Regions from separate parts of the Homo sapiens genome. Here region 2 is linked to region 1. A link is an interaction called in ENCODE POLR2A ChIA-PET data of the cell type or tissue named here. Cell type or tissue: HepG2. All regions are shown on one strand. Links, peaks and the distances in the headings refer to the core of each region. The heading gives the core; the rest is flanking DNA.

Evidence for each region. Peaks named below come from ENCODE experiments on the same cell type or tissue, not always from the same donor. Only the 100,000 strongest peaks of a DNase experiment are listed, where the experiment ranks them.
Region 2: POLR2A ChIA-PET joins it to region 1 with 7 read pairs; 2 of 35 experiments call an interaction of 5 or more read pairs at or near these places.

What each region holds. Positions count from the first base shown.
Region 1 is chr19:48,903,064-48,911,390 of GRCh38, forward strand. NUCB1 (nucleobindin 1) reads left to right here. Exons shown (of 13, transcript NM_006184.6): 3 at 1,284-1,391; 4 at 2,690-2,822; 5 at 8,086-8,189. It overlaps NUCB1-AS1 (NUCB1 antisense RNA 1), which reads right to left. Exons shown (of 2, transcript NR_046633.1): 2 at 7,867-8,111. Among named protein-coding and RNA genes, the nearest start is that of NUCB1, 6.9 kb to the left of the region's middle. In HepG2, for the core only: no CTCF peak of the experiment used is centred there; a DNase peak (open chromatin) is centred at 4,828.
Region 2 is chr19:48,681,367-48,689,693 of GRCh38, forward strand. It overlaps the pseudogene SEC1P. Among named protein-coding and RNA genes, the nearest start is that of FUT2, 10 kb to the right of the region's middle. RefSeq lists a silencer at 1,344-1,618. In HepG2, for the core only: no CTCF peak of the experiment used is centred there; DNase peaks (open chromatin) are centred at 3,155, 4,365 and 4,915.

The sequences.
Region 1 (8,327 bases), core at 236-8,235:
TCCCAAAGCACTGGGATTACAGGCATGAGCTACCATGCCTGGCCTTCTCTCTTTTGTAATTTTATTTATTTATTTTTTCCAACTTATCTTATTTGCTTTTCACCACAACTCTGGGAGGCAGAGGATATATTGCCTATTTTATAAATAGTAAGAGCATAGAAGGCCCAGGGAGAGTAAAGTCCCACCCAGCTACGCATGACGGGGGTGGGACTAGGAGGCCTGGGACTTTTGTCTGTGTTGTTCACAGTGCCTGGCATATGATAGGGGCCTGGTGAATGTTTGTTGAATGAATGAATGCATGCATGGGCGGGTGGGTAGATGGATGGGCAGTTGGATGGATGGGCGGGTGGATGGATGGGTGGGTGGATGAGTGGATGGATGGATGGATGGGTGGTTGGATGGATGGGCGGGTGGATGGATGGGCGGGTGGATGGATGGGTGGGTGGATGAGTGGATGGATGGATGGGTGGGTGGATGGATCGATGGGTGGGTGGATGGATGGATGAGTGGATGGATGGGCGGGTGGATGGATGGGTGGGTGGATGAGTGGATGGATGGATGGACGGGTGGTTGGATGGATGGGCGGGTGGATGGATGGGTGGGTGGATGAGTGGATGGATGGATGGGTGGGTGGATGGATGGATGGGTGGGTGGATGGATGGATGAGTGGATGGATGGGCGGGTGGATGGATGGGTGGGTGGATGAGTGGATGGATGGATGGATAGATGGATGGATGGATGGATAGGTGGGTGGATGGATGGGCAGGTGGATGAGTGGATGGATGGATGGATGAGTGGATGGATGGATGGATGGATGGATGGGTGGGTGGATGGATGGATGGGTGGATGGATGGATGGATGGGTGGGTGGGTGGATGGATGGATGAGTGGATGGATGGGTGGATGGATGGATGGATGATGGGTGGATAGATGGGTGGGTAGGATGTATGTATGGATGGGTGGGTGGGATGTATGGATGGATGGGTGGGTGGATGCATGGATGAATGGGTGGATGCATGGATGGATGGATGGTTGGATGGATGGATAAAAGTATGATTCACAGCTTCCCAACAAGTCATGTCCACTCTGAGCACCCACTCTGGGCAGTATTGGGCTGGGTGTTCACTGATGTGATTTTCATTTCATCTTTGCTGCATATGTGGGAAAAGGTAAAAACTGAGTCCCTTGTCAGCTGCCCCAGGGAGCAGGCCATAGCAGTAACAGGAGTGAGGGTGGGGATGGGGATGGGAGCAGGGGCTGCTATGTCTGTCCTTGTTGCCTCAGGACACAGGCCTGTACTACCACCGGTACCTCCAGGAGGTCATCGATGTACTGGAGACGGATGGGCATTTCCGAGAGAAGCTGCAGGCTGCCAATGCGGAGGACATCAAGGTGCGGCTGGGGGAGTGGGGGCTGTGGGAGGGGTACGTGCTGGGAGGGCAGAGTTCAGGGGAGGACTGGTTTCTTTTTTTTTTTTTTTGAGACGGAGTCTTGCTCTGTCACCCAGGCTGGAGTGCGATGGTGCGATCTCAGCTCACTGCACCTCCACCCCGCAGGTTCAAGCAGTTCTCCTGCCTCAACCTCCCAAGTAGCTGGGATTACAGGCGTACACCACCATGCCTGACTAATTTTTGTATTTTTAGTAGAGACGGGGTTTCACCATGTTGGCCAGGCTGGTCTCGAACTCCTGACCTCGTGATCCTCCCATCTCGGCTTCCCAAAGTGTTGGGATTACAGGCATGAGCCACCATGCCTGACCATACTGGTTTCTTCAAAGGGGCCACATGGCTCCAGCTGTGCCTGTATTTGAAAATCACCAAAGTAAGACTCAGGGAGAAGTTGCTTCTTGGGGTCACAAGCTGGGAAGAGCTTTGGGGAACACAGAATACGTGTTTAGTGCAGAGTCCCGTGGGCAGGCTTTCAGTCGCAGCTCCGCCGCTTACCAGCTATGGGGCCTCCCCTCACCGTGCCTCAGTTTCCCCACCTGTAAAATGGGAGACATCATAGAACCTGCTGCACAGTTCGGATTTGGATTTTCCAAGGGAAGGATTTTGGGGTTTGGATTTTCCAAAGGAAGATGTGTAAAGGGTTTGGAAGAGCATGGTGACACTCCTTAGCAAGTGTTGTGGGAGGGCTGCGTCAACAGAATGCTCCTATGGTGCCTTCTACAGAGGAAGAATTCAAAATAAGGGAGGTGCTGGTGTCCCTTACATCACCATGAACTCCCATATCAGGCCTCTAGGAGCACCATCATTGTCCCCATTTCACTGAGTAGGACACTGAACCCTCGTATCAGGATCTGTCCTTCTCATGGACCTGGGTCTCACCACCATGCACGGCTAATTTTGTATTGTTTCTAGAGACAGGGACTTGCCATGTTGCCCAGGCTGATCTTGAGATCCTCCCACCTCAGCCTCCCAAAGTGCTGGGATTACAGGCGTGACCCACCGCACCTGGCCCCTAAACATGTGGCTTGATGAATGACAGGAGATGGGGCAGCACAGGTGGGCAGGGCCTTGAATGCCAGGCTGACGGGCTGGGAGCTGTCCTTCCTGGAGACTCTGAGGAGCTGGGGGACTATAAGCAGGGAAGGGGCAGTATAAGACTGGGGCATGAGAAAGCTTATAAGAAGCTTCCAGAGAAGACAGAGAGCAGGCCCCCAGGCTGACCAGGGTCTCCTCTCCTGTCAGAGCGGGAAGCTGAGCCGAGAGCTGGACTTTGTCAGCCACCACGTCCGCACCAAGCTGGATGAGCTCAAGCGACAGGAGGTGTCACGGCTGCGGATGCTGCTCAAGGCCAAGATGGACGCCGAGCAGGATCCCAGTGAGCAGGGGCAGGGCGGGAGGGACAGGCAGGGAGGGGTGGGGAAGGGTGGCCTCACTCCCGGCCTCCAGGTGGTTGTGTGCTAGGCAGGTGAGGCCTCCCTCCCCGCTGCGAAATGTGCTGAAATGTGCGTGGGAGATTGCCCCAGTGTTCCTCCCAGCATGATTTAATATTAACATTACAATGTTGTTTGTTTATATTCTGTTTCCATTTGTTGTTTTTAAAAATCTTTATCATGGGCTGGGCACAGTGGCCCACGGCTGTAATCCCAGTACTTTGGGAGGCTGAGGCAAGCAGGTCACCTGAGGTCGGGAATTGGAGACTATCTGGCCAACATGGTGAAACCCCATATCTGCTAAAAATACTAAATTAGCCGGGCATGGTGGTGCACGCCTGTAATCCTAGCTGCTCAGGAGGCTAAGGCAGGAGAATTGGTTGAACCCGGGAGGCGGAGGTTGTAGTGAGCCGAGATCGCACCATTGCACTCCAGCCTGGACAACAGAGTGAAACTCTGACTCAAAAAAAAAAAAAAAAAATTGTCATTTAAAATTCTGGTAGAGGCCGGGTGCAGTGGCTCACGCCTGCAATTCCAACACTTTTTGAGGCAGGAGAATCACTCGAGCCCAGAAGTTCAAAACCAGCCTGGGCAACATAGCAAGACCCCTGTCTCTATAAAAAATATTAAAAAATAAGCTGGGCATGGTAATGCATGCCTGTGGTCCCACCTCCTTAGGAAGCTGAGGTGGGAGGATCGTTGAGCCTGGGATGTCAAGGCTATAGTGAGCCATGACTGCGCCACTGTACTCCAGCCTGGGCGACAGAACAAGATCCCATCTCAAAAAAAAAAAGTTGAAAGAACTTCAAACTTTTAGAAAAGTTGTAAGAGTAGTACAGAAAACTCCCAAACACCCCTGACCTGGCTTCTCTAGTTAACATTTGCTCCATTTGCTTTGTCACTCACGTTTGGGACTTCACCACAGTCACCATCTCATCACCCTTACACATTTCAGTGTGATACTCTTGCATAAGTACAGCGATAAAATCGGGAGATTTATCAGGTCACACTGTTTTTCCTTGCTCAGCTAATATCTTTCTTTTTTTTTTTTTGAGACAGAGTCTCGCTCTGTCACCCAGGCTGGAGTGCAGTGGTGCAATCTCGGCTCACTGCAAGCTCCGCCTCCTGGATTCACGCCATTCTTGTGCCTCAGCCTCCCAAGTAGCTGGGACTACAGGCGCCCGCCACCATGCCCAGCTAATTTTTTGTATTTTTAGTAGAGACGGAATTTCACTGTATTAGCCAGGATGGTCTTGATCTCTAACCTCGTGATCCGCCCACCTCGGCCTCCCAAAGTGCTGGGATTACAGGTGTGAGCCACCGCGCCTGGCCTTTTTTTTTTTTTTTTTTGGTGAGACAGAATCTTGCTCTGTCTCCCAGGCTGCACTACAGTGGCGCGATCTCGGCTCACTGCAACCTCCGCCTCCTGGGTTCAAGCAATTCTCCTGCCTCAGCCTCCCAAGTAGCTGGGATTACAGGTGTGTGCCACCACACCTGGCTAATTTTGTATTTTTAGTAGATACTTGATTTTGCCATGTTGGCCAGGCTGGTCTTGAACTCCTGACTTCAAGTGATCCTCCTGTCTCGGCCTTCCAAAGTGCTGGGATTACAGGCCTGAGCCACCAGCCTTGGCCCCCATCTTAAGGTCTTTAATGTAATCCCATCCGCCAGGACCCCTTAGCCCGGAAAGGTCACGCATTCACAGGTTCCGGGGATCAGGATGTGGATATCTTTTAGGGCACCAGTATCCAGCTGCCACAACACCCAGGCTCTTCCCGTCCCTCCTCTGCCCAGAGCCTGCCCCCGGCACCCCAGTGCCCTCAGGCCCGCATTCATGTTCCTCTTGTCTGCTCGGAGCCTGGGTGGACCTTGGCCACACCCGCCCAACCCTGCCCTTCCCGTATGCACCCTGACCTTCTTGCGTCAGCATTTTTAGAAATTGCTGGCGTGCAGCCTTGGGACCTTTGTCCGTTCGCCCCGCTCTCCCGTGACATTCTTTCTCAGGGCTCTTTGCCTGGTCCATGGACCTTCCATCTCCCCTGGAATGTCACCTCCTCAGGGTGTCACCGCCCCGGCTGTCCTGTGTGAAGGAGCCTCTGTGTTATTTGTGTCCTTGGTATTCCTTTGTTCATCCCTTGGTCGCCTGTTCTCTGTCTCTCTAGACTGGGTGCTCCAAGAGGCAGAACTCTTTTGGTTGTTGTTGTTTTTGAGACAGAGTCTCACTCTGTCGCCCAGGCTGGAGTGCAGTGGCGCGATCTCGGCTCACTGCAACCTCTGCCTCCCAGGTTCAAGCGATTCTCCTGCCTCAGCCTCCTGAGTATCTGGGATTACAGGTGCCCGCCACCATACCTGGCTAATTTTGTATCTTTAGTAGAGACAGGGTTTCACCATGTTGGCCAGGCTGGTCTCAAACTCCTGACCTCAGGTGATCCACCCGCCTCAGCCTCCCAAATTGCTGAGATTACAGGCATGAGCCACCCCGCCTGGCCTCCAAGAGTCAGAATTCTGTCATCATTTGATTCCTGCTGTGTCCATAGCGGCCGGCGCTGGGTCAGCCTGGAATAGCGGCTCAACACACGTCCCTGGCACAAATAATGAATTTGAGATTCAGTTTGTACCTGTGTCCTGCACACCTGTCACTCCTCTGGGCTCAGCCAGGGCCGGAGCTGCCTCCACTGCAGCCTAGGTCTCCCAAATTCTAGCTGCCCGTGTGTGTGTGTGTGTGTGTGTGTGTGTGTGTGTGTGTGTGTGTGTGTGTCTTTCTGCCCACTTGACCAAGGGGTGTGTGTGTGTGTGTGTGTGTGTGTGTGTGTGTGTGTGTGTCTTTCTCCCCACCTAACCAAGGGCCACTGGAGGCCAGGGCCAGGCTGATTCATTTTGGGTCCAGCATTGCACAGCGCAGGCCTGGGCCCCTAGAAGCCTCGGGAGACATGCGTGCGGTAAGTGTGTGTTGGCAGCGTGTGCGCTGTCCTTTCCTGCCTGGAAACCCTACCCCTTCCTGACTACTTGGAAACTCCCATATGAGGGAGGCTGCACTTGTTTGCTGAGGCCGCTGTAACCAAGTACCACTGACCAGGTGCTTCAGCAACAGAACTTGACTGTCTCATGGCCTGCAGTCAGAGTCCAAAGTGAAAGTATTGGCAGGGTTGGTTCCTTCTGGGGCTATGAGGGAGGATCTGTACCAGGCCCCTCTCCTTGGCTTGCAGATGGCCGTCTTCTCACTGCATTTTCACACCATCTTTCCTCTCTGTGTGCCTGGCCCAAATTTCTCCTTCCATTATTATTTTTTATTAATTATTATTATTATTATTTTTTTTTTTTTCCAAGACAGAGTTTTGCTCTCGTTGCCCAGGCTGGAGTGCGGTGGCGCGATCTCAGCTCACTGCAACCTCTGCCTCCCAGGTTCAAGCGATTCTCCTGCCTCAGACTCCTAAGTAGCTGGGATTACAAGCACGCGCCACCACGCCTGGATAATTTTGTATTTTTAGTACAGATGGAGTTTTGCCATGTTGGGCAGGCTGGTTTCGAATTCCTGACCTCAGGTGATCCACCCGCCTTGGCCTCCCAAAGTGCTAGGATTACAGGTGTGAGCCACCGCGCCCGGCCTATTATTATTTTGAGACAGGGTTTCACTTCTATCCTCCAGGCTAGAGTGCAGTGGTGCGATCTCGGCTCACTGCATCCTCCCCCTCCCACGCTCAAGTGATTCTCCTGCCTTAGCCTCCTGAGCAGCTGGGACTACAGGCACACACCACTGCACACAGCTAATTTTTATATTTTTTGTAGAGATGGGGTTTCACCATGTTGCCCACGCTGGTCTCGAATGCCTGAGCCCAAGTGATCCTCCCACCTCAGTCTCCCAAAGTGCTGGGATTACAGGCATGAGCCACTGTGCCCAGTCATAAATTTCTGCCTTTTATAAGGTCACCAATCATGTTGGATTAGGGCCCACAGTAATGACCTCATCTTAACCTGATTCCCTCTGTAAAGACCTAGTCTCCAAATCAGGTCACATTCTGAGGTACTGGGGCTTAGGACTTCAACATAGAAACTTAGGAGCGTGCAATTTAACCCCTAAGATTGGTTGATGCTTTATCAAAAATTTTGATGTTTTTCTTTTGTTTGTATGTATGTATTTATTTTATTTATTTATTTTTCAGACGGAGTCTCACTCTGTCACCAGGCTGGTGCAGTGGCGTGATCTCGGCTCACTGCAACCTCCGCCTCCCAGGTTCCAGTGATTCCCCTGCCTCAGCCTCCCAAGTAGCTGGGGCTACAGGTGCGCACCACCATGCCCAGCTAATTTTTTATGTTTTTATTAGAGATGGGGTTTCACCATGTTGGCCAGGATGGTCTCAATCTCTTGATCTTGTGATCCGCCCCCCTTGGCCTCCCAAAGTGCTGGGATTACAGGCGTGAGCCACCGCACCCAGCCTTGTTTGTTTTTTTTAAAGAGTGGTTGAGGCTGGGCGTGGTGGCTCACACCTGTAATCACAACACTTTGGGAGGCCGAGGTGGGTGGATCACCTGAGGTCAGGAGTTCAAGACCAGCCTGGCCAACATGGTGAAACCCTGTTTCTGTTTCTACTAAAAATACAAAAATTAGCCGAGTGTGGTGGCATGCACCTGTAGTCCCAGTTACTCGGGGCTGAGGCAGGAGGATTGCTTGAGCCTGGGAGGCGGAGGTTGCAGCGAGCCGAGATCCTGCCACTGCAGAGTGAAACCCTGTCTCAAAAAAAAAAAAAAAGAAGGAAAAGAAAAAAAGAAATGGTTGAGTGTCATGGTTTTTGGATGTCCAATGGCTGGTTCCCATCCTTGCTCTGCCACTTGCTAGCTGGTACCCTAGACCAGTCACAACCCCTCAAGGGGTCTCAGTTTTCACATTCATAAAATGGGGATAATCATAAAACCCTTGTTGTCAGGATTTTGTGGAAAGTGAATGAATTAATACAGTTAAAGTGCTTAGGGCATGGCCTGGCATCTAGTAAGTAGGCACTACATGTTAGTTTTTATTATGGTTATTATTGTAAGCATCAGACTCAGTCGTGGGATCACCTCCTCCAGGAAGCCTTCCCTGATTGCCCCAGGTTCAAGCTGTCTTCTGGGCTTCCCTAGTGCTGTCCGTGACTTCTTTGGATCATGTCTGGCCCAAGATGGGGGTTCTGAAAGAACATGCCCTCAGGTGTTGGACTCTTCCCTCTCTTCCAGATGTACAGGTGGATCATCTGAATCTCCTGAAACAGTTTGAACACCTGGACCCTCAGAACCAGCATACATTCGAGGCCCGCGACCTGGAGCTGCTGATCCAGACGGTAATGGGAGTGGGTCCGGAGGCAGAGGATTGAGGGTAGCTTTGCGGAAGGGGAGAAGGGGACAGAGTCCCAGACGTGAGCCAGCTCACCATTCCTGCTGGTGTTCTCTGAGGTTGGAGGCTGGTAGAGGGCTGAGTC
Region 2 (8,327 bases), core at 100-8,099, 220 kb before region 1:
GAAACGCAGTTTTGCCCTCTCCTTCCTGGCAGCACTGGTAGCACAGAGCCCAGATATTTTGCACTCACGTCCCAGGACGAAGCCATCCCTGCCCTGAAGGATAGGGGAACTCGATTTTCTGGGCAACTAGGAATTTTGGCTTTGGAGTTAGTGGGCCTTATCACAAAAGAATGTGAGGGAAGGGCCGGGTGCGGTGGCACGCCTGTAATCCCAGCCCTTTGGGAAGCCAAGGCTGGTGGATCACTTGAGGTCAGGAGTTCGAGACCAGCCTGGCCAACATGGCGAAACCCAGTCTCTACTAAAAATACAAAAAGCCAGGCACGGTGGTGCGTGCCCCTAATCCCAGCTACTCCGGAGGCTGAAGCAGGAGGATAGCTTGAATTGGGAAGCAGAGGTTGCAGTAAACCGAGATCATACCACTGCACTCCAGCCTGGGCCACAGAGCGAGACTCCATCGCAAAAAAAAAAAAAAAAATAGAATTCCAGGGAAGACAGGATTTGCAGGGACACACCTATGAGGAGGGATTCCCCTGCGATGGACAGGGGAGGGGTTTAGGTGCAGGTAGCACCCTGGGCGCAGGGAAGAAGGCGTCACAGTGAGGGCAGAAAAGACACTCCTCAGATCCTGGAAGCAGCAACCTGACCCCCAGGGGCCACTAAGACCAAATCATGGCCATCTCAGCAGCAGCGTGTGTGACAGTTACTGGAAAAAGATACCTCACACCTGGCACTGCCTAACCCCCGAGAACCTAATGCCACTCTGAGAAAGCTCAGTACGGGTGCAAGTTGGATTAAGTAATTGCAGTGCGAGTTTTCCTGTGTTTTATTGGTGTAATGCTCCTTTTGGACATTAAAAAAACTTGACATATACAATGATCATTTACATGCATTAAACATTTCCACCAAATGTAGGTGCAGTGGTTTAGAAAACATTCCAATCACATCTCTTTCCCATTTGAAACCTTTTCAAGGTTGGGTGCAGTGGCTCATTTCTGTAATCCCAACACTTTGAGAGCTGAGTTGGAGGGGGATCCCTTGAGCCCAGGAGTTCGAGACCAGCCTGGGAAACATATTGAAACCTCATCTCTACAAAAATTAGCTGTGCCTGGTGGCACACACCCATGGTCCCAGATAATCAGGAGGCTGAGGTGGGAGGATCACCTGAGCTTGGGAGGTTGAGGCTGCAGTGAGCCATGATCACACCACTGTACTCCAGCCTGGGCAACAGAATAAGACCCTGTCTCAATAAAATTAAATAAATAAATAAATAAATTGCTTGCAGCTGGTGCCAAGGAATGGTAGTCTCCCAGTAGACAGAAAACACCCGAAGCTGGCCAGGTGTGGTGGCTCACGCCTATAATCCCAGCACTTGGGGGCCCGAGGTGGGCGGATCACCTGAGGTCAGGAGTTCAAGACCAGCCTGGCCAACGTGGCGAAACCCTGTCTCTAATAAAAATACAAAAATTAGGCCGGGCACGGTGGCTCATGCCTGTAATCGAGCACTTTGGGAAGCCGAGCCTGGCGGATCACGAATTCAGGAGATCAAGACCATCCTGGCTAACAAGGTGAAACCCCGTCTCTACTAAAAAAAAGAAAAAATACAAAAAAATTAGCCGGGCGTGGTGGCGGGCGGGCTCCTGTAGTCCCAGCTACTCGGGAGGCTGAGGCAGGAGAATGGCGTGAACCCGGGAGGCAGAGCTTGCAGTGAGCAGAGATCGCGCCAGTGCACTCCAGCCTGGGCGACAGAGTGAGACTCCGTCTCAAAAAAAAAAAAAATTAGCCGGTGTGGTGATGCGCGCCTGTAATCCCAGCTATTTGGGAGGCTGAGGCAGGAGAATCGCTTGAACCTGGGAGGTGGAGGTTGCAGCGAGCTGAGATCGCGCCATTGCACTCCAGCCTGGGCAACAAGAGAGAAACTCCATCTCAAAAAAAGAAAAAGAAAAGAAAACACCCGAAGCTGGTGATCAGCAGCTTCCCAATAAGATCTTGGGAGTTCGGCGAGTGGGCACAAGCATGTGCACTAAGAGGCAAAATAGCAGAGTTTAATTGGTACATGACCTCCTGGGGACATTCAGTGGGTAAGGGAAGAACGCTTCAAGTGAGCACGCGTATAACTTCAGTAAACACACTGCGCATGCTCCCCACCCAGGCGCTGGTAGGCCACCGCCTAAGTGAACAGCCCACCCCAAGGGAGGAACTGGGGAGAAGGGACGCAAGACCCCAGAAGTGTGCCAACATATAAAACCCCAACTCAAAAGGTCAAACTGCACACTTGTCTTTCATGTCGCCCGCTTAGCCCTCTTCCAAGTGTACTTTCATTCCTTTTGTCCCTGCTCTAAAGCTTTTCAATAAACTTTCTCTCCTGCTCTAAATGAGAGCCTATTGCCCAGGCTGCCTTGGTCTTTCCTTCTGCCTATTCCCCTCAGTCGAATTCTTTCTTCTTAGGAGACAAGAATTGAGGTTGCTGCAGACCCACACGGATTTGCTGCCAGTAACAGGGTTTGGGCTTGGGAGGTGTTAAAGAACACAGGAGGGGCCAGGCACGGTGGCTCATGCCTGTAATCCCAGCACTTTGGGAGGCCCAGGCGGGTGGATCACCAGGTCGAGAGATCGAGACCATCCTGGCCAACACGGTGAAACCCCGTCTCTACTAAAAATACAAAAATTAGCTGGGCGTGGTGGCAGGTGCCTGTAATCCCAGCTACTCAGGAGGCTGAGGCAGGAGAATCGCTTGAACCCAGGAGGCAGAGGTTGCTGTGAGCTGAGATCGCGCCACTGCACTCCAGCCTGGTGACAGAGTGAGACTCCGTCTCAAAGAAAAAAAAAAAAAAACTCAGGAGGAGGGCTGAGTGCGATGGCTCTTTCGCCCAGGCTGGAGTGCAGTGGCGCCATCTCAGCTCACTGCAACCTCCGCCTCCTGGGTTCAAGCAGTCCTCCCACCTCAGCCTCCCAAGTGGGATTTTAGGCACCCGCTGCCACATCCAGCTGATTTTTGTATTTTTAGTAGAGATGGGGTTTTGCCATTTTGGCCAGGCTGGTCTGACCGCAAGTGATCCTTCCACCTCGGCCTCCCAAACTTCTGGGATGACAGGCGTGAGCCACTGTGCCCAGCCAACAGCTTTCACATTACAAAAGCCCAAGCAGAAGCTGGCAAGCTGCCAACAAGCTGCACTAATTCATCAATAAATATTTACTGAGTTTCTTACTGCATTTGCAAATTCCAAAGCAGAAGTTGGACAGACACCTAAAAGCCCGCCCTGTCCCTCACCAGAAGGGGACAAAAGGAAGCTGAGCAGGACAGGGGCCACTTAAGTCCCCTAAAGAAGGGGATTGCATACCCCAGCACCTCAGACAGTATCCAGTGCACAGCACATGTTCCTTATGGTTTGACTTGTGACGAGTCCCCGGCCAAGTTTCCTTGTTTCATTTTTTTGAGACAGAGACTCTCTCTGTCACCCAGGCTAGAGAGCAGTGGTGCGATCTCAGCCCACTGCAACCTCCGCCTCCCAGGTTCAAGTGATTCTCTTGCCTCAGCTTCCTGAGTAGCTTGGACTACAGGCACCTGCCACCACTCCCTGCTAATTTTTGTATTTTTAGTAGAGATGGGGTCTCACCATGTTGGCCAGGCTGGTCTCGAACTCCTGACCATAGGTTATCCTCCTGCCTCAGCCTCCCAAAGTGCTGGGATTACAGGCGTGAGTCACTGCACCCAGCCTCCCTTGGCCAAGTTCATATATTAAAGTCCTAGCCCCAAGTAGGACCTCAGTCCGTCACCCAGGCTGGAGTGCAGTGGCACAATCTCGGTTCACTGCAACCTCCGCCTCCCAGGTTCAAGTGATTCTCCTGCCTCAGCCTCCTGAGTAGCTGAGATAACAGGAGCACACCACCATGCCTGGCTAATTTTTTGTATGTTCAGTAGAGATGGGGTTTCACCATGTTGTCCAGGCTGGTCTGGAACTCCTGACCTCAAGTGATCCGCCCACCTCGGCCTCCCAAATTGCGGGGATTACAGGCATGAGCCACCGTGCCCAGCCCTGGTCAGTCTTGAGGTCTGTGTTGATGTTAAACACTGGTCAGCTGAGCCTGAATTACAATGGCAGGAGGGTATAATGAGGCATGTCCAGCCACCCAGTCCCATCCTGGGCTGAACTAGTGTTTCAGGTTTACTTTAGAATGCCCTTGGTCTAGAGGGAGGGTCCATTCAGTTACCTGGGGGACTGAGAATTTTATTTGTGGTTTACAGTAAGATAATTGTAGGTGTAACTGGTTAAGTCCAGGTTATACTGGAGTAGGGTGTGTGGTGTCCCTAATCCGTTATGACGGGTGACCACACAGACACCAAAGAAAGGAAAGCCACATGATGACAAAGGCAGAGATTAACTCTGGGCCTCCAGAACTAAGGGAGAACGGGCTGGGCGTGATGACTCACACCTGTAATTCCAGCACTTTGGGAGGCCGAGGCAGGTGGGTCACCTGAGGTCAGAAGTTTGAGGCCAGCCTGCCTAACATGGCGAAACCCCATCTCTACTAAAAACACAAAAATTAGCCGGGCGTGATGGTGTATGCCTGTAACCGCAGCTGCTTGGGAGGCTGAGGTGGGAGAATTGCTTAAACAGGAGGCGGAGGCTGCAGTGAGCCAAGATCACTCCAACCTGGGAGACAGAGTGAGACCCTGTCTCAAAAAAAAAAAAAAAAAAAGAAAAAAGAAAAACTAAAGGAGAATGATTTTCTTTTGCTTTGAGGGACCCAGTTGTGTGTTACCTTCTTAGAGCAACCGGGGAAACACATAGAACGTCTAATGCATATTAATTGAATGGATTGTACAAACAGAGCGAAAAGAGAACCCCATGGCTTAGCAGGAAAGCAGCTTAGAGATGAAAGGTTTCAGTGTCCTTGGCACAGGGCTAGTAGTCCTGGAGATGATTTCATGGACACTGTCCCAGGAAGTAAAATTCTGGAAATACTTTCATTCATTCAACAATATGGTCATGGGTCACTTAACAATAGGGATGTGTTCTGAGAAATGTATTATTAGGCAATTTCATGTTGTATGAACATCATAGAGTATATTTACACAAACCCAGATGGGGTGTGTGTGTGTATATATATATTAAATTCATTTTTTTTAATATGGAAAACGAAATCTCCGAGCACCATTATTGAATATCAGTCATCTCCTGTACTTCATCTGCAATGCCAATACAAAGTGCCAGAGATGAGGTTTCTATATATGCTCTATTATAATATTTTATTCGTTTATTTTTGAGACACAGTCTCGCTCTGTCACCCAGGTTGGTGTGCAGTGGTGCAAACACAACTCACTGCAACCTCTGCCTCCCGGGCTCAAGTGCTCCTCCTGCCTCAGCCTCCCGAGTAGCTGGGACCACAGGCACTCACTGCCACACTTGGCTAATTTTTGTATATTTTTTTTAAAGATGGGGTCTCACTATGTTGCCCAGGCTGGTCTTGAACTCCTGGGTTTAAGGGATCCTCTTGCCTCAGCCTCCCAAAGTGCTGAGTTATAGGCGTGAGCCACCGCACCCAGCCTATTTATTTATTTTTGAGACAGAGTCTTGCTCTGTCACCCAAGCTGGACTGCAGTGGCTCGATCTCAGCTCACCGCAACCTCTGCCTCCTGGGCTCAAGAGATTCTTGTGCCTCAGCCATCTGAGTAGCTGGGATTTACAGGCGTGCTCCACCATGCCTGGCTAATTTTTGTATTTTTAGTAGAGATGGGGTTCACCATGTTTCCCAGGCTAGTCTCAAATTCCTGGCCTCAAGTGATCCACCCTCCTCTGCCTCCCAAAGCGCTGGGATGACAGGCGTAAGCCACCGGGCCCAGCCAAATTTTAAAGAAAACAGGATATCAATTTATATCTCAAGGCAAAGAGAAAGAATGTAAGTTCTTTTGTTGTTTTTGAGATTGGTTCTCCCTCTGTTGCCCAGTCTGATCTCAAACACCTGACCTCAAGAGATCCTCCCACCTCCAGCCCCCAAAGTGTTGCGATTGTAGGCGTGCTGGCCTACTTTCTGTTCTGGTTTTCTTTCTTTTCTTTTCTTTTTTTCCTTTTTTTTGAGACAGTTTCACTCTTTTTGCCCAGGCTGGAGTGCAATGGCACGATCTCGGCTCACCACCACCTCCGCCTCCCGGGTTCAGGTGATTCTCCTGCCTCAGCCTCCTGAGTAGCTGGGATTACAATCACCCACCACCATGCCCGGCTAATTTTGCATTTTTAGTAGAGATGGGGTGGTGGGGGGGCAGGGGGTGTTTCTCCATGTTGGTCAGGCTGGTCTGGAACTCCCGAACTCAGATGATCCGCCCGCCTCGGTCTCCCAAAGTGCTGCGATTACAGGTGTGAGCCACCGCTCCCGGCCCTACTTTCTGTTTTTTAACTGGATTACTGAGTCCATTTACAGATAAAGCCGAGAAAGCACGTGGAGTTTCCAGGACTGGCCTAAGCCTCACCTATAGAAAAAGCAGGCACAGCTGGAAGGCAGAGCTCTTGGATCCCAGAAATCACGGATCCCATTCCTAGGCTGAATCCCTGATCCCCTAGACCAGTGGCAAAGCCCAAGAGGGAAATGCCCAGGGACAGGCTGTTAAAAGCTCCCACACTCAGCCTGGGCTGCAAGGCACACTTTACTGTCAGTTCTGCTTGGCTCAGTCAGAAATCTGAGTTTTTTCTTATCTCAATGCATGAAGAAATGAGGAGGATAAAATTTGCCCACTGTGGTAATAACCATTCATTCCAACCTTGTCAGTTATCTTCAAAATTGTAGCTATTGACAGTAACTACTTAGTTATCCCATGACCAAAGGTCAAGTGTTTTCTTACCTTAGAAAGTAACCCTCCTGGGCCCGGTGTGGTGGCTCACGTCTGTAATCCCAGCACTTTGGGAGACCAAGGCGGGTGGATCACCTGAGGTCGGGAGTTCAGAACCAGCCTGACCAACATGGAGAAACCCCGTCTCTACTAAAAATACAAAATTAGCCGGGCGTGGTGGCACATGCCTGTAATCCTAACTACTCGGTGGGCTGAGGCAGGAGAATCGCTTGAACCCGGGAGGCGGAGGTTGTAGTGAGCCGAGATTGTGCCATTGCACTCCAGCCTGGGCAACAAGAGCAAGACTCTCTCTCAAAAAAAAAGAGAAGAAAGTAACCCTTGGACCTTCAAAAGCCAAAGAGATCAGGGAGTTTAGTGCAAAAGAGAGCAGAGGATTAGACCCCACCCTCGACTCTTGGGGCTCCGTGAGGAAGACAGAAGACCCCAAAAAGGAAGTCTGTGGTGCTTTGGCTGAGCTCCTCAAGGAGGCTCAGAATCACTAAAAGTCTCTTTTTTATTTTATATATATTTTTTATTATTATACTTTAAGTTCTAGGGTACATGTGCACAACGTGCAGGTTTGTTACATATGCATACATGTGCCATGTTGGTGTGCTGCACCCATTAACTCGTCTCTTTTAAATCTCTTCATGTGCTATTGAAGGAGACAAAAGGAAGAAAGAGTGGAGGTAGATGGGGAAACAAGTCTTTTTTTTCTTTTTTTGAGACAAGGTCTTGCTCTGTCGCTCAGGCTGGAGTGCAGTGCCACCATCGTGACTCACTGCAGCCTCTATCTCCTGGGCTCAAGTGATCTTCCCACCTCAGCCTCCAAAGTAGCTGGGACCACAGGCATACACCACCATGCCCGGCTATTTTCCACATTTTTAGAAGGCTTGGCGTGGTGGCTCATGCCTGTAATCCCAGCACTTTGGGAGGCCAGGACAGGTGGATCACCTGAGATCAGCCTGACCAACTTGGTGAAACCCCCGTCTCTACTAAAAATGCAAAAATTAGCCGGGCGTGGTGGCGCACGCCTGTAATCCCAGCTACTCGGGAGGCTGAGGCAGGAGAATCGCTAGAACCTGGGTGGCAGAGGTTGCAGTGAGCCGAGATTGTGCCATTGTACTCCAGCCTGGGCAACAAGAGGGAAACTCTGTCTTGGAATAAATAAATAAATAAAAATAAATAAAATAATAATAAATAAAATTTTGGCAGAGATGGCTCTTGCTGTGTTGTCCAGGGTGCTCTTGAACTCCTGGCCTCAAGCGATCCTTCAGCCTCAGCCTCCCACAGTGCTGGGATTACAGGCATGAGTCACCACACTCGGCCCATCAATTTATTTTATAAGCAAACTGGTTCACATACGTTTTTTCCCGTTAATCCAGTTTTGGAAAGGGAAAAAAACCAAGACTTTTACCACCTTTACTGGACCGGGTCCCACAGGCAGAGATCCAAGGAGCTGGTAAGAAATCTCACCTTTTTCTGCCAGCTATTTATCATTTGT